Regions from separate parts of the Mus musculus genome. Here region 1 is linked to region 2. A link is a loop called in an ENCODE intact Hi-C map of the cell type or tissue named here. Cell type or tissue: left cerebral cortex. All regions are shown on one strand. Links, peaks and the distances in the headings refer to the core of each region. The heading gives the core; the rest is flanking DNA. Region 1 has its middle 56 kb from the start of Ly96. Region 2 holds the start of Tmem70 (transmembrane protein 70).

Evidence for each region. Hi-C counts contacts between places; a loop is a spot of excess contacts. Peaks named below come from ENCODE experiments on the same cell type or tissue, not always from the same donor. Only the 100,000 strongest peaks of a DNase experiment are listed, where the experiment ranks them.
Region 1: a loop joins it to region 2, with 2.3 times the contacts of the local background. A loop is called at or near these places in 3 of 42 quality-filtered maps.

The regions. Positions count from the first base shown.
Region 1 is chr1:16,736,950-16,752,721 of GRCm38, reverse strand. No RefSeq gene overlaps it. Among named protein-coding and RNA genes, the nearest start is that of Ly96, 56 kb to the right of the region's middle. In left cerebral cortex, for the core only: CTCF peaks have their summits at 3,807 (motif pointing right) and 6,497 (motif pointing right); DNase peaks (open chromatin) are centred at 3,851, 5,327 and 6,584.
Region 2 is chr1:16,657,197-16,672,968 of GRCm38, reverse strand. Tmem70 (transmembrane protein 70) reads right to left here and starts at 7,778. Exons shown (of 3, transcript NM_027415.2): 1 at 7,464-7,778; 2 at 5,196-5,301. The coding sequence starts at 7,661. D030040B21Rik (RIKEN cDNA D030040B21 gene) reads right to left here and starts at 15,417. Exons shown (of 4, transcript NR_037998.1): 1 at 13,191-15,417; 2 at 12,741-12,948; 3 at 12,320-12,414; 4 at 10,691-10,948. It also overlaps a transcript of Eloc not described here and the pseudogene Gm7654. In left cerebral cortex, for the core only: a CTCF peak has its summit at 7,853; DNase peaks (open chromatin) are centred at 7,163 and 7,776; H3K4me3 peaks cover 1,854 bases; H3K27ac peaks cover 1,147 bases.

The DNA.
Region 1 (15,772 bases), core at 3,408-11,407, 80 kb before region 2:
CAATATGAACCAACTAGAAATTCCAGAGCTCCCAGGGACTAAACCACCAACCAAAGAGTACACATGGAGGGACCCATGGCTCCAGCCGCATATGTAGCAGAGGATGGCCTTGTCAGTCATCAGTGAAAGGAGAGGCCCATGGTCCTGTGAAGGCTCTATGCCCTTGTGTAGGGGAATGCCAGGGCCAGGAAGCAGGAGTGTGTGGGTTGGTGAGCAGGGGGAGGAGGGAGGGAGTGGGGGGGGTTTCTGGGGAGTAAACCAGAAAAAGGGATAACACTTGAAATGTAAATAAAGAAGATATCTTATTTTTTAAAAAAAAGAATTCAGAATCTCAAACAATTTACCTTTTCCTTCTGTGTATGAAAAGGCACGTGTTATCATTTGTCATAAAGGAGATTAAAAGTGTGAAAAGAAACTTCTGCCCAAACTTCACAAAAAAAAATAATAATAAGGCTTATTTTTGCCTGAAAAAAATGATGTATTTGGTCATATCACACTGTAAATCAGCTTTGTCACAGAACTAGTGTGCAGCCATCTGAGGACAAGTCTGCAAGAAAGAAAGAAAAAAAGGAAAGGAAGAAAGAAGAGAGAGAGAGAGAGAGAGAGAGAGAGAGAGAGAGAGAGAGAGGGAGGGAGGGAGGGAGGGAGGGAGGGAGGGAGGAAGGAAGGAAGGAAGGAAGGAAGACTAGAATGTGACTCCTCTCTTGGGAATCTGTCCCAATGCTATCTTCATCCAGAGAGCTCAAAACAAATGTTATTACAGGACCAAGAATCAAAGCAGTCATTCCAAGGCCAAAACAAGGAACATATCAGTGACCTAAAAGAATTTAATATTGGGGGCTGGAGAGATGGCTCAGTGGGTAAGAGCACTGACTGTTCTTCCAGAGGTCCTGAGTTCAAATCCCAGCAACCATATGGTGACTCACAACCATCCATAATGAGATCTGACTCCTTATTCTGGAGTATCTGAAGACAGCTACAGTGTACTTACATATAATGAATAAATAAATATTTTTTAAAAGAATTTAATATTGAAATTCTGAAAACCAGCTCTGTGTTCTTGAAAAAAGATTGAGTTTTATAGGAGAGAACATGGTCTGATATATGTGGGCTTTCTCCTACTTCATGAGTAGATTTTCCTAAAATCCCTTGACACTTTCTGAGTGAAAAGACTATCTTTGGTACTGTATTAGGTACCTGTCCCACTGCTGTGCTTGATTACTTGACAAAAAGAAGGGGTTATTTTGGCTCACAGTTTGAGAAGATGCAGTCCATCATGGCAAATGAATGCAAGGTGGTAGGAGCTAGCAGTTCATCAGATTACATCCAAAGTCAGCAAGCAGAGAAAAATGGATGCTGGCAACTCATCTGGCTTCCTCCTTTCAGCATGGCTGAAGCTGCTGAGTTCTGCTCTGGAGCTGGAGCATACCCCACTTGTTCTATTACCAGCTTTCTGTTTTCTAACTCCTTCACTACCTAAACTTGACTGTCCTGGAACTTGCTCTATAGATTGACCTTAAACTCAAATCTGTGTGGCTGTTTCCTGAATGCTGGGTTTAAAAGGTGTGGAAGAGGAGAAGGAGAAGGAGAAGGAGAAGGAGAAGGAGAAGGAGAAGGAGAAGGAGAAGGAGAAGGAGAAGGAGAAGGAGAAGGAGAAGGAGAAGGAGAAGGAGAAGAAGAAGAAGAAGAAGAAGAAGAAGAAGAAGAAGAAGAAGAGGAAGAGGAAGAGGAAGAGGAAGAGGAAGAGGAAGAGGAAGAGGAAGAGGAAGAGGAAGAGGAGGAAGGGGAAGGGGAAGGGGAAGAGGAAGAGGAAGAGGAAGAGGAAGAGGAAGAGGAAGAGGAGAAGGAGGAGGAAGAGGAGGAGGAGGAGAAGGAAGAAGAGGAAGAAGAGGAAGAAGAGGAAGAAGGAGAAGGAGGAGAAGGAGGAGAAGGAGGAGAAGGAGGAGAAGGAGGAGAAGAAGGAGAAGGAGGAGAAGAAGGAGGAGAAGAAGAAGAGAAGGAGGAGGAAGAAGAGGAGTTATATAGTGCGGGACACACTGCAGCTTCCATACCGAGATTTTTTTTTTAACTTTTTGGTCTTTGTGAGTTACACATCATGCACCGCAGTCCCTCTCTCAGCTCACTCTTTCTCTTCATATCTGTCCTCTGCCCCTGCAACCTCCCCTGCAAAATAAAAAACAAACAAACAAGTAAGCAACAAGAAAGCATAAAAAAAATCTCATCATGGTAGCTGTAGTATGTCACAGTGTGTCCTACAGCATATCCCTCTGTCCACACATCTTCACTTGCAAATGTTCATTTCAGTGAGTCATAGGTCTGGTTGTAGATCTCTGGCTTGTGTGACACCATCAGAATTGGATCATCATTGGGACTCCTCCCAGTTATCCTGTTGTTGTCATGTCATGGAGATCCTCCAGCTTTGGATCAGCCTGACTGGCCCTTTCACACATCCCAACTCTTCACAGACGATATAGATTTTGGATCTGGGCCTGGGTGGTAACAGAGCTGGTCAGTGTGACAACTTTCCCTTATCTGCACCACCAGAGTAAGCTCTCCAGCACTGCTCTTGCTAGGCCACCCGATACTACCATTGGCAGGAGGCAGGGTCAGCCCTCTGGCTCTCATGACTTCAGCACTGGATCACCCACACTCATGCCTCTAGAGCCAGCTCTACTGTGCTGCCCAGTCAAGGTAAGGGGCCTACTCTTCCAAGTGCTGCATCCTGTGAGGTACTAGGCAGCTTTCCTGTTCTTACACCCTCAGGGCTGGTTCACCAGTGCTTTTGACATCAGGGACAGCTCCACTGTGTTACCCAGGCTGCTTTCTTGAGTGCTACAGCCAGTGAGGAGGCAGAAATAGTTACCCACTCTCACACCTAGCTCTCCTGACTATAGCAGGTAGCAAAGAGCAATGGAGGGGGGCATCGCCTCACACCCTCATGTCAGATGAGTGGCAAGGCCAGCTCTCCCATGCTCTAACCCTCGGGTGCCAGCTCACCTGTGCCCTCTCCACCAAGGCCTGCTTCCCAGACAAGGTGCAGGACCAGCTCACCTGCGCTCATGACCCAAAGCCAGCTCTCCCAATAGCCACAGGTAATGACGGGCAGGGGGGAGAGGGCATCATCCCCTCACCCACACCACTTCATGACCAATGAGTGACCCGGCCAGTTTTCATACTCTTGCTCAGCTGCTCCACCTTGACCAGGTCTAGAACTACTGTGCTTCCCAGGTGAAGTGCATGTCCTGCTCTTCACAGTTCTGCAGCCAGCCAGGGGCAGGACCAGCTCGTCTGTGCTCATGACCCCAGGGTAAACTCTCCTGACTGCTGCAGGTTATAAGGAAGGGCATCACCTCCCACAACCCAGACCACCTCGTAACAGATGGGTGGCAGGGCCAGCTCTCCCACACTCATGTTCCTGGTACTGAGTCACCCACACCCCTGCCACCAGGGCTAGCTCCACTGTGCTCTCCAGAATGTTGCTGCCGGTGAGGGGTGGGGCCAGTTCTACACAGTCCCTGGGCATCCACTTGGTTTCCAGTGGCTTCCCAGACCAGGGACGACTCCATCGACCCTAACCCCTGCCACTGTGTGAACACAGATTCAGACATGGCTCTCAGTGGCAGCTCCAGCTAAGATTTTACCATGGCCAGGTGGCAAGGCTGTCCACTCACAACAGGCTACTTCTTTCCACCCTGGAGTCTGCAGTTTCCATCTTTCTTCACAATGCTCAAGTTGCTCTTATCTAACTACCAGGTACTCGCACATTGTGGTGGCTCCTGCTGCAGGGTAGCCACATAGCTGGCAGGCCCCTAGGTGGCATCATCTGTCAGCCCTTAGTGGTGTGGAAGCAAGTAGGTGTCTGTGGGTGGCATGGCAGTTTGCAGGTCTCTGTCTAGTCAGTCTTCCTCATCCTACACTGTGCTTCCTGGATTTGATTTGATTTTTATGAGACCTAGGCAGAAGACAGCTTTGGCCACTGTCTTAGTTAGGGTTTTACTGCTGTGAACAGACACCATGACCAAGGCAAGTCTTATAAAAAACAACATTTACTTGGGGCTGGCTTACAGGTTCAGAGGTTCAGTCCATTATCATCAAGGTGGGAGCATGGCAGTATCCAGGCAGGCATGGCACAGGCAGACCTGAGAGTTCTATGTCTTCATCCAAAGGCTGCTAGTGGAAGACTGACTTCCAGGCAACTAGGGTGAGGATCTTCAGCCCACACCCACAGTGACACACCTACTCCAACCAGGTCACACCTATTCGAACAAGGCCACACCTCCAAATGGGCCACTCTTGCCCAAGAACATATAAACCATCACAGCCACCAACCCAGGCATCAAACTAGGATGAGCAAAGGACTGTCATCTGCTCCTCACTGATATATGAACAGCACCACCAACAAGATCTTTGGCCATTGCCAAGTTTTTTGGTTTGGGTTTGGGTTTTTTTTGGGTGGAGGGGGTTCCTTTGGAGGGAGGCTGCAAGGGCAGAGGGTAAATACAAAGAGATGGGAAAATGAGAGGGATTGAGGTGTATGATGTAAAAGTCACAAGGAATCAATACAAAGTTAACACACACACACAAAATAAAATAAAAAGTTTGTGTGCATTGAGGAGCCTGCGAACAAATGCACTTCTAAGAGATCATGCAGACAAATGCAGAACTGACAGCTGTATGCCACTGGTTGTGGGTGCACACCTTTAACCCCATCATTCGGGAGGCAGAAGCAGGTTCTTGAGTTCAAGGCCAGCTTGGTCTACAAAGCTAGCTTCCAGACACCCAAGGCTACACAGAGAAACCCAGTCTCAAAAAACCAAACCAAACCAAACAAACAAACAAGTAGAATGGCATTGTACTGGCTAGTTTGTTTTTCAACTTGATTCAAGTTCATGAGGGAAGAGGGAACCTTAATTGAGAAAATAACTCCATTAGATTGGCCTGTAGGCATGTCTATTTGGCATTTCCTGTATTAATGGTTAATATGTGGAGTATCCAGTCTCCTGTAGGCTGTGCCACCCTGGGCCAGTGGTCCCAGATTACATAAGAAAGCACTGAGCATGCCAGGAAGAACAAGCCAGAAAGCAGTACTCCTCCATTACCTTTGCTTCAGTTCTTGCCACCAGTTCCAGACTTAACTTCCTATTTGCACACACACACACACACACACACACACACACACACACACTTCTCTGCACACAGAAGACGGATGTGGTGTGTCCTCCTTGCCTAAAAGCTGCTCTCCTTAGCAATCTGGTTCCATCAGGCCCATTCATGAACATGAAGAAAACAGAAACTTTTCACTTCCCTCGCCTAAAATTATTGCTTCACTTCCTGGCTTTCAGACTCATAATTGAACCTCATACAGATTTCACACATTTGTGCCTATATTTTTTCACACATTAACCACATTTGTGTCTATATTTAGAACAGCTCCCCTCTCCTTTTCTCTATTACTGCTAACATCTTATAGGTTGTAGATATTTTTAAGAGGATTAGAGAACTGGGTGTGGTGGTACATGCCTGTAATCACAGCACTCAGGAGATTGAGGCAGGAAGATTATGAGTTCAGCACTAGCACTGGTTACCATAGAGAATTTTAAGTCATCCTAAGATACATGAGACCCTGTCTCAAGAATAAAAAATGTATTATAACTTGAAAAGTCATCTACGAAATTTAAACAACAGCAAAATGGTGTGTGTGTGTGTGTGTGTGTGTGTGTGTGTGTGTGGTCACACAGACGAGTGCAGATACTGGACACTGAACCCAGTGCTTCACTCTGTACAAAGCATGTATTCTACCCTTAGCTACACATTCAATTCAAGGAGGCAACTTATTTCATTGTAACCAACAGAGATTTGATATGGCTGTAGCTTCAACTCTAAGACAGAGAAATGCAAAAAGTAGTAAGAAACTGAGAGGCCAACCCTACTCCATCTTGGAATCGGCCTCCATCTTAAATGAAAAATAAAATAAAATTAATACACACACACCAGGAAGGACCCCATGGCTTGTCCTTGGCTAGCTCTCTAGCTACTTCCTAGCAACAGTTAATCAAAGATTTGTCTGATTGTTTCAAATGTACTTTCAGACTATTCTTAATTGTATATGGTCTTGCTTCAGAGCACCCACCTGTCGATAGACATTCAATTAGTGCTTGCCAGGCTGGAAAGCCCCTTGTTTGCTCTTATTTTCCAATTAAACCTTTTCCTGATGAGAGTTCTGGGACAGTAAGTAAGCCCAAACTTAAGTATGATTACATAGGCGTCAACTCCTTGGTGGTCTTTTGGAGTTCACGAATGCTTCCTAGCACAACAAAACCAAACCAATACAGGTGCATTTTCATCAAATATTTATTAAAAAGTACCAGGCACTGGGATAAAGGAAAAGAACGCAGTGATGATCAAAAACAAAAAGGCCCATACTCTTGTATTGATTGCAGTCTAATGAACCATTTAAATATTAATCACACTAATTAATCTAAATTGGCCATTCTGTAAGGGACCACTAGGTGTCCCCATTATCCATTCAGAGCTCCTAGTTTATATTCTGTGCCCCAGTAAGGACATTTTCCGCCTCCTCTCCAGCTAAATATAGTCAGTCACACAACCAACTTTTGATAAGTAAGAAGTGAGTAAAAGTATTTAGGGCAAACACACTTAGGCCATGCTCTTATAAGAAGTGGGTGTGTCCTCCATCCCTCTCAGCCACTAGAAAGTAGAAGTAATATGGAGTCCTCTCAGAATGCCCTGGTGAGGTCCACAGGGATGATTGTGCCCAAAAGCAAATGGTTCCTTAATAATGCAGCCTTCAGACAGGCCCTGGGCTGCTTAATTTTGTACTATTGGAATCCAGAAAGAAATTTTATAAAAGTCACTATTTGTTTCTGTTTCCACAGTAGATCTAACTACTAGGAAGGAAGTTTTGGGGACAGGGATGTTGCTCTGTCCATAGAGTGCTTGTTGGGAATACGTGATACCCTGGGTTTGATCCTTAGTACCACATGCCTGTAATCCTAGCACTTAGGAAGCTGTGGCAGAAAGATCAGAAGTTCAAGGTACATGGAGAGTTTAAGGCTATTATGGGGTGCATAAGACACTGTCTCCAAACAATAGAAGAGAGCTTTGGAAAGAAAACAATAAAAATCCATCTAAGGGATCATGTAGGGTTGTGTGTCCTGAGTCTGCTCTGCCACAGGGCATGGCCGCTGGGGGAGTTGGGAAGCAGGAGTTGACCAACCTTACCCCAAGCTGTCACGGGGCAAATGTTGGGCCATAGGAAAGCCCCAGGACACCGCTCGGGAGTGGGGAAGCACAGTCTGAGGTGCAGGAGAGCTGGAGCTGCTGGAGGGAGGAGGAAGGCCCCCGTCCTGCAATGAGGCCAGTCTGCTTTTCAGGTTTGTTATTAAACGCGTTCTCACGACCGGCCAGGAAAGACGCAACAGACCAGAATCTTCTGCGGCAAAGCTTTATTGCTTACATCTTCAGGAGCCAGAGTGCAAGAAGCAAGAGAGAGAGAAAACGAAACCCCGTCCCTATTAAGGAGAATTTTCCTTCGCCTAGGACGTGTCACTCCCTGATTGGCTGCAGCCCATCGGCCGAGTTGACGTCACGAGGAAGGCAGAGCACATGGAGTGAAGAACCACCCTCGGCACATGCGCAGATTATTTGTTTACCACTTAGAACACAGCTGTCAGCGCCATCTTGTAACGGCGAATGTGGGCGCGGCTCCCAACATCTCCCCCTTTCCTTTTAATAAGAGCAAATAGGCCACCCATATTAATGAGAGTGGAGATAGAGGTCAAATCCCCAGTGTGTAGGTAAAGGAGCCATGTACAGGATTAGCTCTTAGGCTCACAGGCTTTTACCCAGAGCAACCCTGACCTGCTCCCGTGTCGTTTTGCCTGGAGAGAAGGACACTTGGACACTCAACCTTCTTGAAAGATGACATGTCTCCCTAGAATAGGCTCATATATGCCGCAGAGCCTTTCCATTGCAGTGCTTAGCCGTGCAACTCTCTCGGGCTGCTGAAGCACACTCACTCTATCCCGTGCAATGAGACTAGCCTCATGGGATATAAGAGCTGAGTGGCCAGCGACCTATTGCCTAAGCATAGATATATCAGGGGAAGCTCCATGTTCTAGTCCTGCAAGCGCCTGGGCAATAACCACCTTGTCTCTCCTAGTTTGGGCCTTAAGCTTACAGACCAATCAAAGAAGCAACACTAATCCACAGCAAAGTGTATCTCCAAGTAATATTAATCCCACCCAATTTTTAAAGAAAGAAAATGCTGAGGAGATCCAATTGGGTAATCCTTTGGTCAGGGACAGGTCCAAGCGCGTGGAGTTGACCTGAAGTCTCAATTCCCGAAGGATCTGTTCAAATTCAGCCGTCCAATTCTGTAACATATACTGAGAAAGACTTTTTGACAAATTAGCTGCCCTAGTAAATTTCTCATACTGAATGGAAGTAACACACAATCCCGGAAACTTTTGTTCACATCTCAGCTGAGTTATTTGTCATAATACATCTAGTTGTATCTGGACAAGATCTATGAGTTGATTAACCAGCATGAGACCTCTCTGTATCTTGACATTAGCTGAGGCCTGTTCATCTATGACTGTAGTCACTGAGGCTGACAAAGTGTTAATGGTGTCAGTCGTCTGGACCTGTCCAGACAGAGCCAAGGCTGTCTGAATTAAGGCCAAACCCAGTTCCTAGTTAGTGGTAAAAAAGCAGGAGAATACTTGAGCATTATACATCACCGTCATTGGGAGTGGAAATGTCGACATTATCCCCCAACGCTGCTCTCTTTTTATTATTGACGCCCTGGACATCACCAAGACGAGGGACATTAGTATTCCCTTGGTCAGTCTGGATTTTTCGGGTGAGTCTTTCTGGTAACCAAAATGGGTTGTCTTCATTCTGTGGGAAAACACAGATAGCTCCCCTGGATCTTATCAAAATAGGATCCGGGCCATACCATTTATTATCAAGGACATTTTTCCATTTAACCATCTCATTGGGCCTATCTGGCTCTGAACAATGACGTTCAGCCGCAGTATGGCCATGAGCATCAATATTTAAAAAATTGAGTGTAAAGAGTGCCATAGACACAGACACTCTTGGTGCTCGGGGTACAGTCTCCTCAAAAGTTCCCCTCTTCTGTTTTATAAGATAGGTTTTGAGGGTGCGATGCGCACGCTCAACAATACCCTGTCCTTGAGGGTTGTATGGAAGTCCAGTCAGGTGGGTTACGTCCATCTGACGGCAGAACTGCTGGAATTTTTGAGACGTATAAGCTGGTCCATTATCAGTCTTAAGGAGTCTGGGTTTCCCCCAAGCACTCCATGCCTCAAGGCAATGTTGAATCACATGTGAGGCTTTTTCTCCGGTTAACGGAGAAGCAAACATGATGCCAGAACATGTGTCAATGGACACATGGAGATATTGAAGTTTTCCAAAGGAAGAAACATGTGTAACATCCATTTGCCAGACCTGTAGAGGTCGAATACCGCGTGGGTTAATTCCCACATGAGGAACTGGCAAGAACTCACAGCAGCTTTGACATTGAGTAACAATGTCACGGGCTTCTTTTCTTGTCAAGGAGAAACGACTGCGTAATGTTTCAGCCGTCACATGAAAATTGTTATGAAAATTTCTTGCAGCCTCTACCGGGGATGATAGGGCAGCAGCCACCACTTTAGTGGCCTTATCTGCCAAATCATTTCCCAGAGCCATGGGGCCAGGTAGGCCTGAATGGGCTCTAACATGAGTAATATAAACAGGAAACCTTCTAGATAACAAAACTAATTGTATCTGCTGAAAAATATTGGCAACTCTACTGGAAGGCTTAATCACTCCAGCCACTTCTAAAAGATTTACTGCATTAACCACATAACAGGAATCTGACACAATATTAAGGGGTTCTAAAAAGGTTTTTAAAACTTCTAAGACCACTAAACATTCTACCACTTGAGGTGAATTTTCATTATATTGTTTGGATACCACTTTACCATTAGCCACATAGGCACCTATGCCAGTTTTTGATCCATCAGTATATACCACAATCCCATTTTTAAGTGGGTTTCTTACTGTTATTTGTGGAAACACAACAGATTGATTTTGGGCAAACTGTAAGATTGGATGTTTTGGATAATGGTTATCTATTTTTCCTGAAAAGGAGGTAACTAAAACTGCCCAATCATTAGATGTGGCTGCCAAGGTTTGAACCTGTGCAGCGGTATAAGGTACAATTAAAAGATATGGACTTTGCCCAAAGTGGGTGATTGCTGCTTTTAGACCTTTAAGGGCAAGCTGTGCAATTGCATCAGGATACCAATCTATTATTTTAGCTGGGGATACGTTTGGATGGATCCACAACAATGGCCCATTCTGCCACAAAACTGCAGTTGGCAATTGTGCTGTCTTAAAGACACACAAACTGAAAGGTTGCGAATCCTCAATACGTTGTAATTGTGCATTTTGTAAGGCCTTTTCCACTTTTTGTAAGGCCTGGTTAGCAGCTAGAGTAAGAGTCCTAGGGGAGGAGATATGAGGATCTCCTTCTAAAATACCAAACAAAGGCCTTAACTCAGCGGAAGGAATCTTTAAAAAAGGTCTGAGCCAATTAATATCTCCCAACAGCTTTTGAAAATCATTTAAGGTATGGAGGTGATCTCTTCTTATCTCTACCTTTTGGGGCACAATCTTATCTGGGGACACCACAGAGCCCAAGAATTGTCCTGTATCAGAAATTTGGACCTTTTCTGTGGCTATCTGTAAACCCCACTGACTTAAAGTTTTAAGTAGAAAAGGATATGCCTTTTGTAGCATGGTAAGGTCTTTATGGCACAGGAGGATGTCATCCATGTAAAGGAGCAAAATTAAAGAGGGGAATTGTTCCCTCACTGGCAAAAGAGCTTCTTGCACATAAAGTTGGCACATTGTAGGACTATTGGACATTCCCTGTGGTAAGACCTTCCATTGATACCTCTTATCAGGTTCCATGTGATTAATAGAGGGGATGGTAAAGGCAAATCTGGGCCTATCCCTTGGACACAAAGGTATAGAAAAGAAACAATCTTTAATATCTATAATAATTAAATTCCAGCCACGTGGTAAGGCGGAAAGTACAGGGAGACCCCTCTGTACTGGGCCAAATAAGTTCATTTGCTCATTAATGGCTCTGAGGTCATGGAGCAGTCTCCACTTTCCTGACTTTTTCTTAATTACAAAAATTGGAGTATTCCAAGGTGAGGTAGAGGGTTCAATATGGCCTAATTTTAATTGTTCCTCTACCAGTTGAATCACAGCTTCTAGTTTTTCAGAGGATAGGTGCCATTGAGGAACCCACACTGGGTCCCCTGTTTTCCATGGTATGGGTCGTGCTGCCCCAATGGCCGCTAAGGAAAACCCAGACCCTGTCTGTCTTGGTTTCCATTAGGTAAGATAGGCTCTATCCTTCCCTGTTCTTGATGTCCTAACCCTTTTCCTTCTTTATAACCCATCTTTGCCATGATATTTTTTGCTTTAGCTGAATACCCTCCCGATGGGGCGTTTTCATTGGACAAAATAAGGCCCAAATGCTGCATAATATCCCTTCCCCAGAGGTTAACCGGGAGTGGGAGCACATAAGGTATGAATTTCCCTTGCTGTCCTTCAGAGGATTCCCACGTCAAGGCAATGGAGCTTATAGTGGGACATGATTGATAACCTAGGCCCTGTAATGAATGAGATGACTCTGTGGTGGGCCATGTTTTGGGCCACCAATGTGTAGAAATTATACTTTTATCTGCTCCGGTATCAAGGATGCCTTCAAACTCTTTTCCATTAATCTTAAGGCGGAGCTTAGGTCTATCATTTAAAGATACAACCAAATAGGCAGAATCATTTCCTGAGGAGCCCATCTTCTTTATCTCAGGTCCTGCAGATTTTTCCCTGGTATTATCAGGGAGGAGCAGCAGCTGAGCTATCCTATCTCCTTTACTAATAGAAAAAACGCCTTTAGGGCTTGAGCACAGGACCTGTATTTCAGGGGAATGTTGACAATCCATAACTCCAGGGTGGACTACTAAGCCCTGTGAGGTGAGTGAACCCCGGCCGAGAATAAGGCCCATGGTTTCCGGGGGCAAGGATGGTATAGGCTCCACTGGCACCGGCTGAATACTCATTTGAGGCATTAATAGGAAGTCGGAGGCGGCACGCAGGTCCACCCTTGTGGGTCTTCCTGGGTCGCCTCTCTGACTGCTTCTTGGGTCCTGACAAACCGGTTCCCATATCTTTGAGGGCCCTGGGACCGAGGGCCCGATGACCCGTTTTTTGGCACATCAGTTGATTGACTATCAGGTGGGGGAAGGACTCTGCCCTTTATATCCCTCACAGAGCGACACTGGTCAGCTCTATGATAACCCTTGCCACACTTAGAGCAAAGAGTGAGAGTCCCTCCCTGTTTATCTGGAGCTCTGCAATCTTTCTTAAAATGCCCAGGCTTTCCGCAGTTAAAACATGTCCTCTGATTATTTCTGCCCATGGAGCGGTTTTGGGATTGAAGGATGGCAGCCGCTAAACCTGCATTGCTGAGAGGTCCCCCAAGCTCTCGACAGACCCTGAGCCAGTCTTGTAAGCCTTTGTTCTTTCTTGGGGCTATGGCCGCTCGGCACTCCTTTGTGGCTTGCTCATAGATTAGCTGTTCTATCAGAGGCGCAGCTTGCTCTGACTCTCCAAAAATACGCTCTGCTGCCTCTGTCATTCTGGCCACAAAATCTGAGAAGGATTCCTGAGGTCCCTGGATTATCTTTGTTAACTGACCAGTGGTTTCACCTGCTCGAGAGAGCGCCTTCCAGGCCCTAATAGCCGTGGAAGAAATCTGGGCATAAGCTCCCCAATGGTAGTTTGTCTGATCAGCAGAATAAGCTCCCTGACCCGTTAACAAGTCAAAAGTCCAATCTCTCTGCTCTGGAGTCAAAGCAGCTGCGTTTGCTCGGGCCTGCGCTTGTGCAGCTTCGTGCCAAAGCGCTCTCCATTCCATATATTTGCCCATACTAGGGAGAGCGGCTTTTACAACCGTTTGCCAGTCAGCAGGAGTTAGTGCCATGCCGGCGAGCCTGTCTAACTGCACCAAGGTAAAATTAGCATTGGTTCCGTATTTACGGACCGACTCGGCAATTTCTTTAATTTGTAAGTATTCTACCGGAGCGTGGACACGCCCACCCTCGGCTCCTTCAAAGACCGGAAATGCCTGTTGTATTTTCCTTTGTTCCTCTCTGGGAATGAATGAGTCTGCGCACTGCCTCTCTGCGCACTGCCTCTCTGCGCAGGGCTGACGCACTACGCAGGGCGGGGACTCCGCATAGGGCGGACCTTGAAGCCGACTGCCCTGAGGCCAATCAGCAAACTGGCCTTCGCCAGCCGCTTTTGGCTTCCTTAACTGATTAGCTAGCACTTTACCTGGCTGGTAATGGGCTGCTTCTTCCTCCCAGTCTGTTTCCTCAGAGGAGAATTCTTCATCTGCTTCAGAACTACTAAGAGCTGGCTTCCTGAGCTCATCTAGTGACGAGTATCTCCTAGAGACCTCCGCTAATCGATCTTTTTTCTTTTCTTTTTTCTTTTCCTTCCTTCTAATCTCTCCCCAGGTATTCTTACCTGACCTAAACTTTTCCTCGGGTTCAAGACCCTTGGAAAGGCCTGTATACTTATTTTGTGTACCATATTTTCTCTTTGCTCCTACTCTCTCTCCCCGCTTTACTTCTGATAGCTTGTCCTGAATTTCATCTAGAATCCTCCCTATCTTAACCACTTGATAACATGTGAAAAGGAACAAAAGGGCTCCTAACACCAGAAAAAATTCAAGGCCAAACATATTCCACTTTACTTCTGATAGACTGTCTTGAATTTCCTTAGAAAGTTCAAGATCAGACTTACCTCGTAAAGCTGTACTCACTGGTACTCTCGTTCCCCAGCTGAAAAGTTCTGAATTCATACAGTTGAATCCTTCTTAACAGTCTGCTTTACGGGAACCTTTATTACCGCGACCCGCAGTTCTGGTTCTGGAATGAGGGATCTTCCTTGCGCCAGTCCCGAGTTTTTTTCTCGTCCCGGAATTCGGCACCAATTGTTATTAGACGCGTTCTCACGACCGGCCAGGAAAGACGCAACAGACCAGAATCTTCTGCGGCAAAGCTTTATTGCTTACATCTTCAGGAGCCAGAGTGCAAGAAGCAAGAGAGAGAGAAAACGAAACCCCGTCCCTATTAAGGAGAATTTTCCTTCGCCTAGGACGTGTCACTCCCTGATTGGCTGCAGCCCATCGGCCGAGTTGACGTCACGAGGAAGGCAGAGCACATGGAGTGAAGAACCACCCTCGGCACATGCGCAGATTATTTGTTTACCACTTAGAACACAGCTGTCAGCGCCATCTTGTAACGGCGAATGTGGGCGCGGCTCCCAACACAGGTTCTTGGACACCCAGGCAGAAGCTGCATAAGAGCTAAGAGCAGAGTGAGGGCCTGTGGGCTGGATCTAGCCGAGGCAGGGTGGGGGAAGAAGAGGGAGCTCCAGGTGGTCCTGAGTAATCTTAAGGGGTTTCCCAGTCCCAGACCCTGTTTACAGCTTCCCCCTCCCACCTGGGGTCAAGGCTAGGCCAAGTTCCATTCTCCACCCACAAGAATATTCTTGAGTAAAAAATTCTCAGACTGTACTGACTGACAGTAGTCACCTGACCCTCTGGAAAGTCCCAAGTAGAGTTCAAATGCATGCCATGCTTGCTAGCCAGTAGATTTAAAAGTCAATATGCGGGCTGAAGAGATGGCTCAGTGGTTAAGAGCACTAACTGCTCTTCTGAAGGTCCTGAGTTCAAATCCCACCAACCACATGGTGACTCACAACCATCCATAATGAGATCTGACGCCCTCTTCAGTGTGTGCTTACATATGATAAATAAGTAAATTAAAAAGGTCAATATGCTTAGCCAATAAGTTTGAACTGTAACCTTGCTAATGTAACCTGTGCCCCCAAAAAGTATAAAAACTGCTTGTAATGGCCATTCGGGTCGCTGTTTTAGTAACTTGCCTTGAGGGACTGATTGAAGGTTGACCCTGACTCTCTGGAAAATAAACTTCTTCCTTTTTGCATCGATCTGCATCTCAGTGTCTCAAGTACCACTGACTGAGGGACAGGTCCTTACAGTCCCCTCTGGGAGAGTCCTTGGCTTGGCGGCTGCAGGTTTCAGTTTGGTGGCAGCTGTGGCTGGGAGCACAAAGAGGCCTTCTACTAGATGATTGCTCGATGGCCTTCTCCATAAACAATGCTAATCTTAGAAGTTTTAGTGAAGAATTAGGTCATAGATGATGTACTGGCTGGTTTTGTGTGTCAACTTGACACACCTGGAGTTATCACAGAGAAAGGAGCTTCAGTTGAGGAAATGCCTCCATGAGATCCAGCTGTAAGGCATTTTCTCAATTAGTGATCAAGGTGGGAGAGCCCCTTGTGGGTGGGACCATCCCTGGGCTGGTAGTCTTGAGTTCTATAAGAAAGCAAGCTGAAAAAAATTTAAAAAAAAAAAAAGAAAAAGAAAAGAAAGAAAGCTGAGCAAGCCGGTGGAAGCAAGCCAGTAAGGAACATCCCTCCATGGCCTCTGCATCAGCTCCTGCTTCCTGACCTGCTTGAATTCCAGTTCTGACATCCTTTGATGATCAACAGCAATGTGGAAAGTGTAAGCTGAATAAACCCTTTCCTCCCCAACTTGCTTCTTGGTCATGATGTTTGTGCAGGAATA
Region 2 (15,772 bases), core at 3,336-11,335:
TATTATAAAATAGTTAAAATAGTTTTTGAAGTTCCAGCATCAACCAGGGTCAAATGACTGACAGTCTAACTATATTTTTTTTTAAAAAGAAAGAAAAGGAAAGGAAAGAAAAGAGGAAAACAACATAGTGTATCATATTTGAGGCCAGTCTGAGATACATCCTATCCTTGACAAAAATATTCTGAACTTATATCAGAAGGATGAATGTTTGTGGAATGAGAAAACCAAAAAGCTTGACATTTCAAGGGAAAATATGGAACTGTTCCTTTAAATAAATTAGCACAAAAATCTCAATTTGTAAGATCCATGTAAGTGTTACTGCTTTCTAACACTGACAAAAACAGAAGTCTGACAACTTACTGTTCACAAAAGTGGAACGAAGCTGTCATTCTTATCCACTGCCACTGGCTGTTGTTTAGTGCCTCTCTTCCCACAGGTGCTTGATATGACAGCAGCACGCACGGGATCACTGAGGACCATGCTGACTCCTATATAACACTCTCAGCCCTTCCAAAATACCTTCCCCATTACTTTTGTTACACTGTAGTAAGTTAGTGTCCCCTAAAACTGATGCCTACAAGAATTTTATAATGTGTCCTTATTTGGAAGTAAGATCTTTGTAGATCTAAAGAACAAAATGAGATCATGCAGGATTAAGGTGGGCTCTAAATCTAATGAAAGTGCCCTTATAAGGACACAAAAAGTAAGCGATGCAGGGAAGGCTGCCACAGGAAGAACAAGTAACAGTCACAGACAAATTATAAGCCAAGAATGCTAAGGTAGCCAGGAGCCACCAGCGGATTAAGGGGTAAGAATACTACTTCCTAGAGTCTTCAAGAAATGTGACCCAGGTCACACTGTAGCCCCCAGACCTGTAAGAACATACATTTCTCTTGTTCTCAGTTACTAAAAAGAAACTACCAGATAGGAAGGTGCAGCATCAGGAACTGCTGGAATGTGGCCAGGCACAGGCCATTCGGTTAGGAAAGCTCAGTGAGCTCTCTCGCCTTTATCCAGCCCAGGACCCCACATATGGAATGGCAAACTCCCATTTAGGGTGGATCTTCCCACACTAACTAAGCTGATGTAGGGAATCTTTCCCAGACACGCTCAGAGATCCCTTCAGTCTGACAATCCTCCTGCCTCTGCTTGTACTAAGTATTCTGCACCTAGGATATATGTGCTCCTTCCACACCTCATACCAGACTTTACTCGTCAGACAAGGCATTATGGAAAGGCCTTATGGAAAGGTATCCCGATAAGACCAATCTGTCTCCTCAACGTGAACTCATATCTAACTTACAACTTAGAAATACTGCACTAAATATGTGGTATATTCACCCTTTCTTTCCTACCAATGTTAAGATTCTACATTACCTTTAAGTATAGTATCCCTAACACAGTGCCCCTGTACAATACATAGCAGATCTGTAATTATCTGTGACTGCATTAACAATAATGAGGGAAGCCTTCAAGTGTTTTCCATGGAGCAGTTAATGCTCCAAATCACACCACTTCCTGGGTATTTCTGGTGAGTTCCCAGGTACAAAGTAGCTCCAACCTTTGACAAGCAACTTTCCACTTCTACTACCCAGAACAAAGACTCAGGGAACAACTTCCTCTACCAATTACAATTGCATTTTGTTTTGGTTTTGGTTTTTCTTTTCTTTTCTTTCTTTTTTTTTTAAGATTTGTTTGGTTTTTTTATGTAAGTACACTGTCACTGTCTGCAGATATACCAGAAGAGGGTGTCAGATTCTACTACAGATGGTTGTGAGCCATCACGTGGTTGCTGGGTATTGAACTCCGAACCTCTGGTAGAACAGTCAGTGTTCTTAACTGCTGAGCCATCTCTGCAGCCCTTGGTTTTGTTTTTCAATACAGGGTTTCTCTTGAATAGTCCTGGCTGTCCTAGAGCTTGCTCTTATAGACCAGGCTGGTCTCAAACTCAGAGATCTGCCTGCCTCTGCCTCCTGAGTGCTGGGATTAAAGGTGTGTGCCACCACTGCCCAACCAAAAAAGTTTTAAAATCACTATGTTATCTGTTGATGTTTTGTCTGTGCAACCCATGTATACCTGGTATCTGTAGGAAGGAGTCAGATCCCATGGAATTGTAGTTACAAATGCTTGTTAGCCTCCATGTGGTCACTGAGAATTGAATATGTAAGAGCAGCCAGCACTCTTTTAAACACTAAACTTCTGCCTAGCTCCAAAATTGTAGAACTTTGATATTCCAGTTACACTCTTCCCACAGACATTATAGCTTATCCATACAAAAATCCATCTTGGCTTTCTCCTTTACAAACAAGAGTCAAGGAAGGATACAGGACAAATCAATAACCCTTCCTTTATAAACCTTCAACTCATTAAGACTTTTGAAGAACTTTCTAACCCCCTAATGATAATAACCACTGAATTGCAATTCTAAAGTCAGTAGAATAATTGGTCCTTATTCTGAAAAAGTTATAGATAGCTAAAATTTTAAGTGTACTATAATACCATATACTTGAAAACCAACAGATTTCCAGAGTTAAATTTTACAGTCATTTTATACCAACATGAGTAAGTGTAGGCACTGAAATGCTGTGGCCATACTTGGCCATACAGCAATCTGCAGGGTATTTCTGATTCCATTCTTACTGAGGTTACTAAAATACAGGACAACTCTGAGGACTTAATAAATCATGTAACTTCACTAAGTTCTTCTGAGTGTCTCCACTAAACTATGACCAAAGTCAGTAAATAGCTTTACTGAACTTATTCAATATGCCACCTTTCCTTCTCTACAATAATCCTCTATCCCTGGGAGAATAAATAAGTCTTCTACAAATTCCAAGAAGAACTGAACAAACATTATTTACAGATTTTGGAAATATAAAACATTCCCTCAATGCTCAGAACTGAACATAGGACTTTAAGCCCTAGGCAAGTAAGTATTCTAACCACTGAGCGACACTGCCAGCTCCACCCACATTTTAAATGTTAAATTTAGAAACATTTAAGTAAAAATGAGGCCAGTGAGGCCAGATGTTATTACAGGCCCCTGTCACCCTGTGACTTTTTTTTTTTTTTTTTTTTTTTTGGAGACAGAGTTTCACTATGTAGCTCTGACTGTCCTCAAACAAGGCTAGCCCCCAACTCACAGATATACACTTGCACTAATGGTGTGCACCCCCACACCCAGCTTCAAACAACTATTCTAAAGAGGTATAACCAGGGCCAGGTTGCTACATGCACTCCATTAGTGACACGCATGACAGGCCCCGAAAACCTGGGTGCTGTCCCGAGGTGAAAAGTTCATGGAAACTTAGTCTCCTGGAACTGTGGCATCCTGTATACAGAATGCTCCAATGTCCTTGCTTTAGTTGGTAAACGGATCTGTGTGTTTTCCCTTAATATTGCTTTATTATAAGTGCTCCGAAGGATTGATATTTTGATGTATAGCTAAGTTAGATTCTAGGCAGTCCTTGATACGACCTTGGGCATGGATAGCTAAGTCACTGCCCAACACAGAAATTTACCATTATCTAGGAAGAAGGAAGTTTGTGACCTAAAGAGGAACCAGAGTAGATACTTAGAACTATAGGTAGCTGAGTTACACCCATACACAAGTATTTACAATGGCCTAGGGGGAAGGTGGACTATACAAGGTGGACTAGAATAGGAACTATGGCAAGGGCACGAAGCCCTTGCCCCTGGCTTCTAAGATTAAGTGGACCTTAGGTGGAGCTGTTTTTGATCTCAGTTGTTAACATTAAATTTTATCCCAGTAGGTTCCCACCAGTCCTTCCGTGTTTGCATTCCTGTTTTATGTAAGAATCCAGTAACCTCTTTGTACCTTGCTGGTTGTGTCACCCAACTTCCGTATTTTCTTCTGTATAAAAAGTTTGATGTTCAATTTGACAAGTTACATTCAGATCCACACTCCCTTGTGTCGAGTCTGTCAATTCCCGCTGACTCCTTGCCCACCTGAGACCCGTTCCTCGCAGACAAGGGACCAAAATGGTCTGTGGCACCAGGTATACAAGATAGTCTGGACTTTGTCTCAAAACAACATAAAAGAAGTATTACCAGGTTTTTGGTCACAGCTTTTGCATTTGACCAAATACTGAAAAACGGCAACTTAAAAGAAGGAAAAGGCAACTTTGACTCATTATTTCTGAGTTCTCAATCTACAGTTGCTTAGTCCCTAAGAACTTGGGTGAAACATCATGCCAAAAGGTTTATGTAGTGGAAGACCTTCATGGCAAACTGGAACCAGAGAGAGAAGGATGGGAGGAACTGGGAACAAGATATTCCTCCCTCCAGAACTCACCCCCAGTGACCCACTTTCTAAGAGGAAGGCCTCTTCTAGGGTTTCCAGAACTCTCAAAACAGCGCCATCAGCTGGGAAAGTTAGGCTAGTAAGTATATATTATTATATTATTGTGCTTTTATTATTATAAATATATTTATAAATATATTATTAAGATATTATTAATCTATTAAATACATGAGCTGCAGAGCTCAAATCAAACTGTAACAATCTCCTTCCACTCCTCTTAGAATACTCACAGAGTTGTATTTGTCTGTTGGCTATTCTAAGACAAATAATGATGGAAGGGAAGCTTCAGTGCCTAGGTATCAAATCACACACTGCAACTCGGCCTTTAAACATCACTGAAACCCTAAAAACAAAGTCTCAACCTCTACATTGTTTCAAAAAGCTTTAAGGAAAAAAATAATTGAGACATGCTAAAAAAAAAAAAAAAAACACCACCAACAACAAAAACAAAACAAAACAAACAAACAACAAGGTTAACTAACATATGCTAAAAAAGGTTTACTGGGCACAAGCCCCAGAGATCTCAACCCCATGCAAAGACTACAGGCAATTGAGTAAAGCTGGGCCTGGGAGAGGTGGTCTTCCCCAGGAAAGAACACATCAACTGGTTTTTCATCACAAAATGGTCAGCCCTGAAAACACAAACAAGTAACACTGTATCTATTCAACAAATTATAATTAGAAATATTTATGCATATACATATATCCATGCAATAACTGAGGATAAGACGCCATGAATTTAAACGAAACTAACGGGGGAGGGGATATAGGAAGTTTTGAAGGCAGGAAGGGGAAGGGAGAAGCGTAATTATTTTATAATCTCAAAAAGAAAAAGGAAAATAAGGAAATAATCTCACTTCAGACTACTCACCAAATATCGTTCGGGCCAGGTTTCCAGTATAAATCAGCCTGCCATTTTCTGGCTTATCAACTTGTGTATGGAAGCAGCGGACACATTGTTCCCAACAAACAGGTATCTGCTGAAACAAGAAACCATTGAGTAACTGGTTGAACAAATTTTTATTTCTATCAATGTTGTTTTTATTTCATTTAAATATAACAAAGAGAACTTGTTACAATGCCATGCAAAGAATTCTCTCAAATAACCTAGAGGATTCCCAGGCTTCCTGCCGGCCACTCTAGCCAACCAGAGAGCTCCAGAGTCAGAGATCTTATCTCTTAAAACCAGGCTTCAGGATGGAGAGGCTCATTGCGCTTCCAGACAACCAAGGTTCAGAGTCCCAGCACCTACGTGTCTTACAACCTTCTGCAACCCAAGCCCTTGGCATCCATGCCCTTTCTGGGCCTTCATGAGCACTGATAGGTGTGGTTCGTTCATATGTATGTATGTACGTACGTATGTATACACATACATGAAAGCAAAACACCCATACATATAAAGTAAAAGTCGTGCTACACAGTGGTGGTGCATGCCCTTTGTCTCAGCACTTGGGAGACAGTGGCAGGCTGATCTGAGTTGAGGCCAACTTGGCCTCAAAAAAATCTTAAATAAGATTGAGATAGAAGACAGTCAATGATGACCTCCACATGTATGTACACAGATACTACATAGGCAAAAACATTTGTTTAAATTTGCTTTAATGTAATAATCTAAGAAAATACAGAGGGCATGACTGTACATGTCTTTGAGCCCAACATTCAGGAGGCAGAGGCACGTAAATCTCTGAGTTCAAGTCCAGTCAAAAAACAACAAAAAACAATCTTAGCAAAATACTGTAAATTGAGGGGTTTGTTTTGCTTTGTTTTGTTTGGTGGGTTCGTATGCACAGGCATGTCCAGAGATCAAACTCCCATCCTGAAGACAAAAGCCTCCACAGACTAGGCTTCTCCTACCACCCCTGTGGTTAGTACTTAGGAACTAGTTACATGAATAACTAGCATTTTTAAGGCTGTCTCCCTGAAAGCCTTGCATATACCTTGTACCCCATTTTGTTTTGAAGATCAAGTCCAGTCATCAATGTGGTCCATGTTGGCCTCCAACTGACCATGAAGCTCATGCTGATCCTCTGTCTGAGCCTCCAGAGCTAACACTGGGACTTTAAGTCTGTGCCACTACCATACCCTGGGCCTTCTATCTCTTAGCAAGAAAGCTTGCTTGAAAAACTGCTTGAAAGCTATATGAAACAGGAGTTTCCCAAGTATGTATAAATGAGCATCTAAAAATGAATTTCACATTGCTCACATTTAAAAATGTAAAAAGTATGCCTAATTTGTGTTGAAATTCAGTTAAGAGTCCAATATCTCGAGACCCTTGGCTATAGCACACACCTTTTATCTGTGAGTTTGAAGCCAGCACCAGCCTGGTCAACAGATCAGCCAGGGCTACACAGGGAAACCCACCCACAAGCAACTAACAACAAATAATTCAATTACCACTTTCAGCATTTCTTAAAAGTTTTTAAAATTCTTATATATTACAATGTAGCTTAATATACATAAAATTCTTGCCGAGCTACACCTTTAATCCCAGCACTCTGGAGGCAGTGGCAGGGGATATCTGAGTTCAAGGCCAGCTTGGTCTACAGAGCAAGTCCCAGGTTAGCCAAGACTACACATGAGAAACCCTGTCTCGAAAACCCACAAAATTCTTACATTTTATAGTATAGTTTAACATACTACGTACTTTGTTCAATAACATCCACACCCCACCTTTCACTCCGTAATCAAAGAAATTCCTAAAAACGGACAAGTAACACAACTTAGGAGGCTAGCTCCACGTGCTGCATCAATTTCTTAGCACTTAGCGCCCTTCTGACCTTTAGCTCTAGAGTAAGAAATAAGTCCCTGCGCAGCAGAGCAAATCTTTAATCCTAGAATGGGAAGTCAATAGGTAGGCGAGTCTCTGATTTCGAGGACAACCGGGTCTATATAGCGAATTCAGGACAGGTGAGTCTACAAAACTGGGACATCCTGTCTCTGAAAAACAACAAAAAGAACCATTTGTGGTGCTTTAATAGCCTTCGAAAGGAGAATCAATCCCTGGATTGACAGCAGCTGCGGACCCCGAGGTCGAGGCCTGCTCCTCCCAGGCCCGCACCGGGAGTGTCCCCTCAGCACTGGAGTTCCCAGACCCCATGCTGCGCCCGCTCCCCACCACCACAGCCTACGAACAGCCGACCTGCGCTCGCCCGGGTGGCCCGCAAGACTCGGCTAGCGCTAGATGCCCGCCGCTCCGGAGCCGCTCTGGCTCGGCTAGCGAGGCCGCACGCCAGAAAGCGATCCCGGAACCTCGGAGCGCGGCGGCCACACACCACGTCGTCCTCGTCCGGCCCGGCCATAGGCCCGCTGCCCACCGGCCGCCCAACCCCAACAGCATGCTGCGAGTTGGAGAAGGTGGCCGTCAGTTTCCAGCTGCGGCCAAGGACACCCAAAAGCGACTCCGCTCGACAGTGGCCCCCACAAGAGCGATGAGGCTCCGCCCCTTAAACGGAACACGCGGCCGGATTGGTGCGCGCGCGTGCGCAGAAAATGCGGCCGGCCTGCAACCTTCTCCACCTGGTGGGTTCCAGGCAGCAAATGACCCAAAACCCCAACTCCCTGCTTAAGATGATGGGCTTCAACCGAATTCCTAGTATTTGGTCGGCTTTTGACCGTGTGCAAGGACAGAGTGTGTAGGCATGTGAAAAAGACAGTGACCAGAAGCCTAGTTAAATACTTCGTTCTCATGAAAGTCACTTTATAGGTCCTAAAACTGGTTTGGGAAAATGATTTAGCTTCGCAGAAGTAATTGTAGCATATCAGCCCAAAAGGAATGTAGTTTAAGGTACTTAATGTTATAATGTTTAAATACTTTGTATGCTATGATATGATATTAACAAAATGAATGAATGATTTAGTCCCAGCACTTGGGAGACAGAGACAGGCGCATTTCTGAGTTCGAGGCCAGCCTGGTCTACAGAGTGAGTTCCAGGACAGCCAGGGCTACACAGAAAAACCCTGTCTCGGGGGAAAAAAAAAAAAAAAAAGATTTAATGATTTAACTTAATTCCACCACTGAGATAGGAGAAAATGGAATTTTTTCACATAATTTTCGATTTTGTTGACAGATTTTTTTTTTTCCCCATTAAAAACGTCGTATCCGAGCTGGGTGTGGTGGCGTACGCCTTTAATCCCAGCACTCGGGAGGCAGAGGCAGGCGGATTTCTGAGTTCGAGGCCAGCCTGGTCTACAGAGTGAGTTCCAGGACAGCCAGGGCTATACAGAGAAACCCTGTCTCGAAAAAAAACAAAAAAACAAAAACAAAAACCAAAGGAACAAACAAACAAAGCCCCCATCATGTCCAAGGTGGGGAGTGTATCTTGCCTAGCACGGACTGACATAGAAGAATCTACAGTGTTGCAAATCCAGAGCCAATTTATCATGGGCCATTTGCAGATCTCTTAGTAGCCTTAATGTATTGTCCTCCTGTGTACCTAACATCTTCACGACCTTCAGCTGGAACACACCGAGTTCAAGCTTTCATTTGGAATGCACAGGGTATTAGTTTTCCGAGTACTGTCAAATAGCACCTGAAGCCTAAAACAGGTTTCCCCACTTTTAAAAAACGTACCTAACCATCCCACTAATGTAGAAACCTGTCTTGACTGATGATTTTCTTTGTTCTGTTACTATAAAAAAGCTTCATGAAACTACTTCCATGTTGAAACATGGAACATGGGGACAGGGGGTGACATAAATCTGTGTTTCCAAGCCATGATCACTCATTTGGTTCTAGAATAAGTTCTCTTTTCTCTCCATTGAGGTGAGAGTTTTTTGAATCAACACTATACCTTTCTCCCAAAGGCAGATGATACTTAGTGCCTATTGCACAGGACTTAGACAGGAGTAGAGGGAGCACTGTAACGGCATAAATTTGGGAACTCATGGTGCAAATGTGTAATAGGACATGCATCTAAAAATACACGAGACTACCTCTAACTGGAATCTCTGTGTTCTAGGTCAGGTCAGACATTCAGGTCATAATGCCTGAAATAAATACCAACCATCTTGATGAAAAATCAGTTTACTTTGTAGCAAAGATGTGTATTCTTATTGATGAAAATGGCAATAAAATTGGAGCTGACACCAAGAAAAACTGTCACCTGAATGAATCCATCAACAAAGGATTATTACATCCACCGAGCATTTAGTGTCTTCTTGTTTAATAATGAAAATAAGCTCCTGTTACAGCAGAGATCAGATGCTAAAATTACCTTTCCAGGTTGTTTCACCAATAGTTGCTGTAGTCATCTATTAAGTGTCCAGGTGAGCTGGATGAAAACAATGCCATTGCTGTGAAGCGAGCAGCACAGAGGTGCTTAAAAGCAGAGTTGGGAATCCTCTTGGAAGAGGTTGATCTAAATGAAATCAGTTACCTAACAAGAATTTACTACAAGGTCCAATCTGATGGTATCTTGGGTGAATGTGAAATTGATTACATTTTGTTGCTGAGGAAGGATGTAACCTTGAATCCAGATCCCAATGAGATTAAAAGCTGTTGCTATGTATCAAAGGAGGAACTCAAAGAAATTATGAAGATTGCAGCCAGTGCTGAAATAAAGTTAATTCCGTGGTTTCAAATTATTGCAGACACTTTTCTCTTTAAATAGTGGGGTATCTTAAACCATTTGAGTCCACTTGTTGACTATGAGAAAAATACATAGAATGTGAATGTGTAAATGATTTGAAAGTTTTGCTTCTTAGTAAGAATGGTTTTGTTTTGCTTTAAATTGGACTCCCCAGTATAATACATAGGTGTTTTACAACCAGAATTTGTTTTGAGAAAAGAAAAAAAAACTGAACTAACTTATTTATAGTTTTGCACTATATATCCCACATATATGCACTGATGTTTGTAAAAGACATTTAAGAGAAGTTATTGTGAAATTATGCCATAAATAAAACTTAATTTAGCCCGTCCAAATACATGGCCATGACAAGATTAAATAAATAAGTAGAACTCCTTATTTTTTACATTTTGACAAACACTTTCAAAACACTTTGCTATTTGCCAAGTGTTTTTTATAGCATTAGATTTTTTACCATGGGTCAGAAAATTGAGCAGAAGACACTGCTTAATTGCTTTGAAACAGCACTAAGAGGTTAAATGGGCAAGGCTGGGGACACAGCTCAGTGGGCAGGGCTGGGGACACAGCTCAGTGGGCAGGGCTGGGGACACAGCTCAGTGATACCATGATTGCCTTGCAGGCATGATGTCATGGGTGGCTGAGTCCCTAACCCTAAAGATATTTGTAACACCAATAATAGCTTTATTCTTAAATTCTGAATAATGGATAAGTTTTTTTCTCATAAAAAATTTTAAACTTAATTTCTTGCTAACTCAGAACAGTTGATCACTGGGGATTTGACTATGTAGCAAGTATTTATTGAGAATTAAAAATAAATTATTTTTAAAAATAAGCTAAAAATACTGGTGATATAATATAATGGAGATAAACTGTTTTACATAATACTACATAGGTTTCCAAAGGTAAACTTGATGAATTTGTCCTCTAAATATCTTCAGATCAACTTCACAGTCAGATGCATCAGGAAAAATTTCTCATCTAGCACAGCAGCTCTATGACCCCTTCTCAGGACAAACAACCCTTTCAGAGGGGTCGCCTAAGACAAACAGAAAGCACAGATACTTACATGACAATTCATAACAGTAGAAAAATTACGTTTATGAAGTAGCAACAAAAATAAATTTATGGTTGGGGCACTGTATTAAATGGTTGCAGCATTGAAAGGTTGAGAACCAACCACTACTGTAGTAGGTAAAAAATGATACAGGTTAGAGGAACCCACTTCTCCTTGGTGTACTTTAGCAGAACTTAAGCATTATTGATATACTGTTAAATAATACAAAATACTGTAATCCTCTCCATGCTTATTTTTCCTCTAAATAAGGTGAGAGGATGGCATAAACTTCATTTTAGGACCAGGCCTAACTTTAAAAGGAAAGGAGGAAAGCCATCCTTTCCCAGAACTGACAATACTCACCCACCCCCGCACCAGCTCCAAGAAGAACAAGGCCACAGAATCCCCCATCTAAAGAGCAGCCTGGGAATACCCACAAGGATGGGGAGGTATTGTATCTCAGGATGGCCCATCTGTTCTGGGCAGCCTTATATGGTTTGGGTATTTCATTGTGTAGTTAAACATTCATGACACAAGAATGCAGTCTACTGACCACAAGCCAATCAGAAAACAACCCATGTAACATCACCCGGCTCTCACCAATGAAGTTTTAGATTACCTAACCCTAGCTAAAATCCCCCTAGTTTCCTACAAAAAGGCCTGCAGAACTTTGTCTGTCTTTACCATCTTTTTGTAAGTGGCTGACCCCTGCATGCAGGCTTCTTTCTTTCAAGAAATAAAAACACTCTTGCCAACTGCATATGTGGGTGGTGGTCTCCGTGCAGCGTTTTAGTACTTAACAGTAAGGTGTTTGTGGGCTCAGTTGATAACTCCTGGCAGATTCCCTAGCGCTGGATGCTTTGGACAAAGGCTTACCAAGAAAAATAGCCATCCAAACACTCTCAGGCTTCTATTAACACATAAAGGCCTTGAAGAAACTGCAACAGCTGTGTGCTGCCAAAGCACAACTCTGGCTCCAGAAGGCACTATTCTAGTCATGATTATTTCAATTTACACCTGGCTCTTTGCCATTTCAAGCCTCAATGAACTCTAGATGACCTTGAAGCCATTTTCACCTAGACCAGAAGTGCAATTCTCCTGGTGGGCCAACAGAAAGTCTAAGATCAGTACTAACACTGTGCTCCGTTTGAATGAGAGACTACCAATTTGATGCACCCATGGTCCTGCATTTGCATGAAAGACAAACTCAAAAGATGGACAGTCCTTTGTTTTCATAAGATTGACATAATTAATGCAGACATCTTTGCCACACACATTTTCTGGCTATAAAAACTGACTATTCAGCTATATTGGGGAGCCTTATGGGAGACATGGTTTAGCAATTTAGAGTACCTGTTCTTACAGAGGACCTGGGTTCAATTCTTAGCATCCACATGGTGGCTCATAATCACTTGTAACTCATAACTCCGATATCAGGGGATCTGATGCTGAAAGCACAACATAAACCCCATTTGTCTCCACTTAAGGACCAGGCCTGATTTCAAAAAAGAACAATAAGACATCAGTCCCAGAAACTAGGTCATTAGATGACAGCTCCAGGGACAGACCATAAAATCCAGAACAAGATCATAAACCCTCCTCCCATAGAGCAGCCTGGGGATAACTACAAAAATGGGGAAATATCTTATCTCAGAATGGGCCATCTGTGCTGGGCAGCCCTATCCCATCCTATAGCTAAATATTCATGACATAGGAATGCAGGCCACTGACCACCTGTGATCTCCTAGCACCCACCAATGAAATTTTAGATTACCTAGTTCCTCTAGAGAGTTCCTGGTTCCCTATAAGAAGGCTTGTGCACCTTTGTCTGGGGGTCAACATTTCAAAGAATGGTTGACACTCCCAACCCCTCACATGCTGGTTGTTTCTGAAGACTATCTGAGTCTGGAGTCTTCTTTCGGCAATTTTCAGAACCATAGAATGCCTTCTTCTGATCTTCATGAGTATTGGGCATGCACCTGCTATATATGCAGACAAAACATTTGTACACATAAATCTAATTTAAAAACAAAAACAAAAACAGGACACACTTGAGGACATGCTCAGAATCGATCATAAAGATGGCTGGTACAAAAGGGTACAGAGTACTTCTAGGCATGATTGTTCCTAATTTTGGTGGTGGTGGTGGTGGTGGTTGTGGGGTGTAATGGCTATTCCTTGACTATATCTGGAATGAACTACAATCCAGAATTGGAAGGCTCACCTGTGATCCTGACCTTGAGGCTGGGAGATAGAAGTTTCTGATCTGGATCTTGGCATGGTGTTCTTCTTGTGAGATTGAGCAACTACTAGATCCTTGGACTTCCCATTCACAGAAGTGCTGAGTTGGACTACAAATTGTAAGTCATCATAACAAATTTCTTCACTATAGAGACTACCCATAAATTCTGTGACTCTAGAGAATCCTGACTAATACAGGGTGCTAAGGAAAAATACTTCGAAGGTTTATTAATATAAGAGTTTGTCCTTGCTGGGCAGTGGTAGCACGTGCCTTTAATCCCAGCACTTGGGAGGCAAAAGCAGGTGGATTTCTGAGTTCAAGGCCAGCCTGATCTACAGAGTGAATTCCAGGACAGCCTGGGCTACACAGAGAAACTCTGTGTGTGTGTGTGGGGGGGGTTGTCCTTAATACCTGACTTTGTTGTGGGGGGGTGCTAATAGCTGAGAGTTCAGGCCCCATATTAGACAGAAGGTCACTCTTTGAACAAAACAAAACCAGCTTCCAACCTCAAAATATGGAAAACAACATCAGCATCATGGCTAGGGTTGGCATATGTGTATCTATAGGAAATCTACTAGTAACATTGAGCTTTAGCAGAAAGACACTTAAAATTAGTGATACAAAACAGGTTAGGTTAGTGGTACTGATTGCTTTGAGAGTTACAGAGCCTTTCTTAGCTCTTGGTGAGCTTAACGGAGCAAGAGTACCTGAAGATCAAAGCTTGCCAAAGTCATCTCAAGCCATTTCTCATACCCTCAAACGGGAAGGAAACTGGAAAAGGAGTGAGCAGAGAATATGTACAATTCTCTTCCTTCCTCTCTGGCTTCTGTCCTTGGGGCCAGAGAGCAACTTCCAATAATCCTGCACTTAATATCATCTCACTCTGGCTTGAATTGATTCATTTCACCAGTAGCAGAGAAACAAACAAACAAAAAAGACCCAACCAAAAACCTATCGCAGTTGTCTGACCTAGTTCCCTTTTCTGTGTCCTTTTAGAAGGAATCCATGGGACTGGGGAGATGTCTCGGCAGTTAAATGCTCACTGGCTTTTCTTCCATAGGTACTGAGTTCAACTCCTAGCAACCACATGGTGGCTCACAACCATCTATAATGGGATCTGGTGCTCTCTTCTGGCATGCAGATAGAGCACTCATACATAAAAACACAAATAATAAATAAATACATAAATCTTAAAAACAAATAAAATTATGCCGGGCGTGGTGGCGCACGCCTTTAATCCCAGCACTTGGGAGGCAGAGGCAGAAGGATTTCTGAGTTCAAGGCCAGCCTGGTCTACAGAGTGAGTTCCAGGATAGCCAGGGCTATACAGAGAAACCCTGCCTCAAAAAAACAAAAACAAAAACAAAACAAAACAAAAAACAGAAACAAAAAAAAAAGAAAAGAAAAAGAAAAAAAAACAAATAAAATTTAAAAAGCAAACAAATAAATCTTAAAACAAACCAACGGAATCCTGAGCCAGCCGCATGAACCTATCCTTGGTTCTTTAGTCAAGATATACGATGGAAGTCGGGCCCACCCTTACTGCCTAAAGGGAGACTCAGGTCTCACTTAGTTTTTTCATATTTTTTTCTTTAGTTTTATCTTCTGCTACCAAATGCCTCTTTTACTATGAAACTACTTTGAATTATGGATACAACCAAAACACTTTCATTATTTCTCCAAAGCCTTTGAAAATTAATTCAAGGCCGCAGCTATATTTTTGCTTTCAATTCCATAAAAGCATACATAGCTGCCAAATCAAATAAAGCAAAAACACAAACACAAACAAACAGACAAACACTTTCAGAGCAACCCATGGTAGGCAACACCTGTCGTTTCAACACTTTGAGGCTGAAACAGAATTATAAATTGGAGTTGGAGGGCAGCCAAGGATTACATAGGGAAATTACTGTGCCTGATGGCTAAGGAAGGAGATAGAATTGTCCCCAAATACATAGCTAGTCTGGGACTCGTAGTTCCAGGGTAACACTGAAATACCCTGTCTCAAAAATTCAAAAACAAAACCCTTTGAGAAGTTTCAGAAATTCCAAATAGCACATACATACTATACTTCCTTTTGTGGGATACTATTACACAGCTGCGACTGATTAACTGAGTATCTTGAATCTAGGTTTTCAAGCCCACTCCATGAAAACAGCAGAGAGGAAACTTAACTGAGCTGCTTTTCAGCTTTCTAGGAAAGGTGCCTAGGTAACCACGGAAAAGCCAATGAAAAGGTTTGGTTGAGGGGGGCGTGGAACTGGGGAGGTGAGGAGCAGAAATAATGGGCCCTGATTTAAGTAATGGTGATAGGCAGCGAGAACTGGACGGGTGGGCGTGGCATATTTCAGTAAACACTGACCTATATCGGGAAGAGAGGAAATGAGGCAAACACATTGGGAGCTTGTTAAGATGCCCGTTGATGTGTATTACTTTAAACAAAGAGGTTGAGACAAGCTTTAAAGACATCAAAAATTTCAGCGCTACACAGAAAACCACAAGTCCCAAGATGCAGTGTCACTTCGGACCAAACACTAGCCGAAACCTTGTAAGAAACTACATAT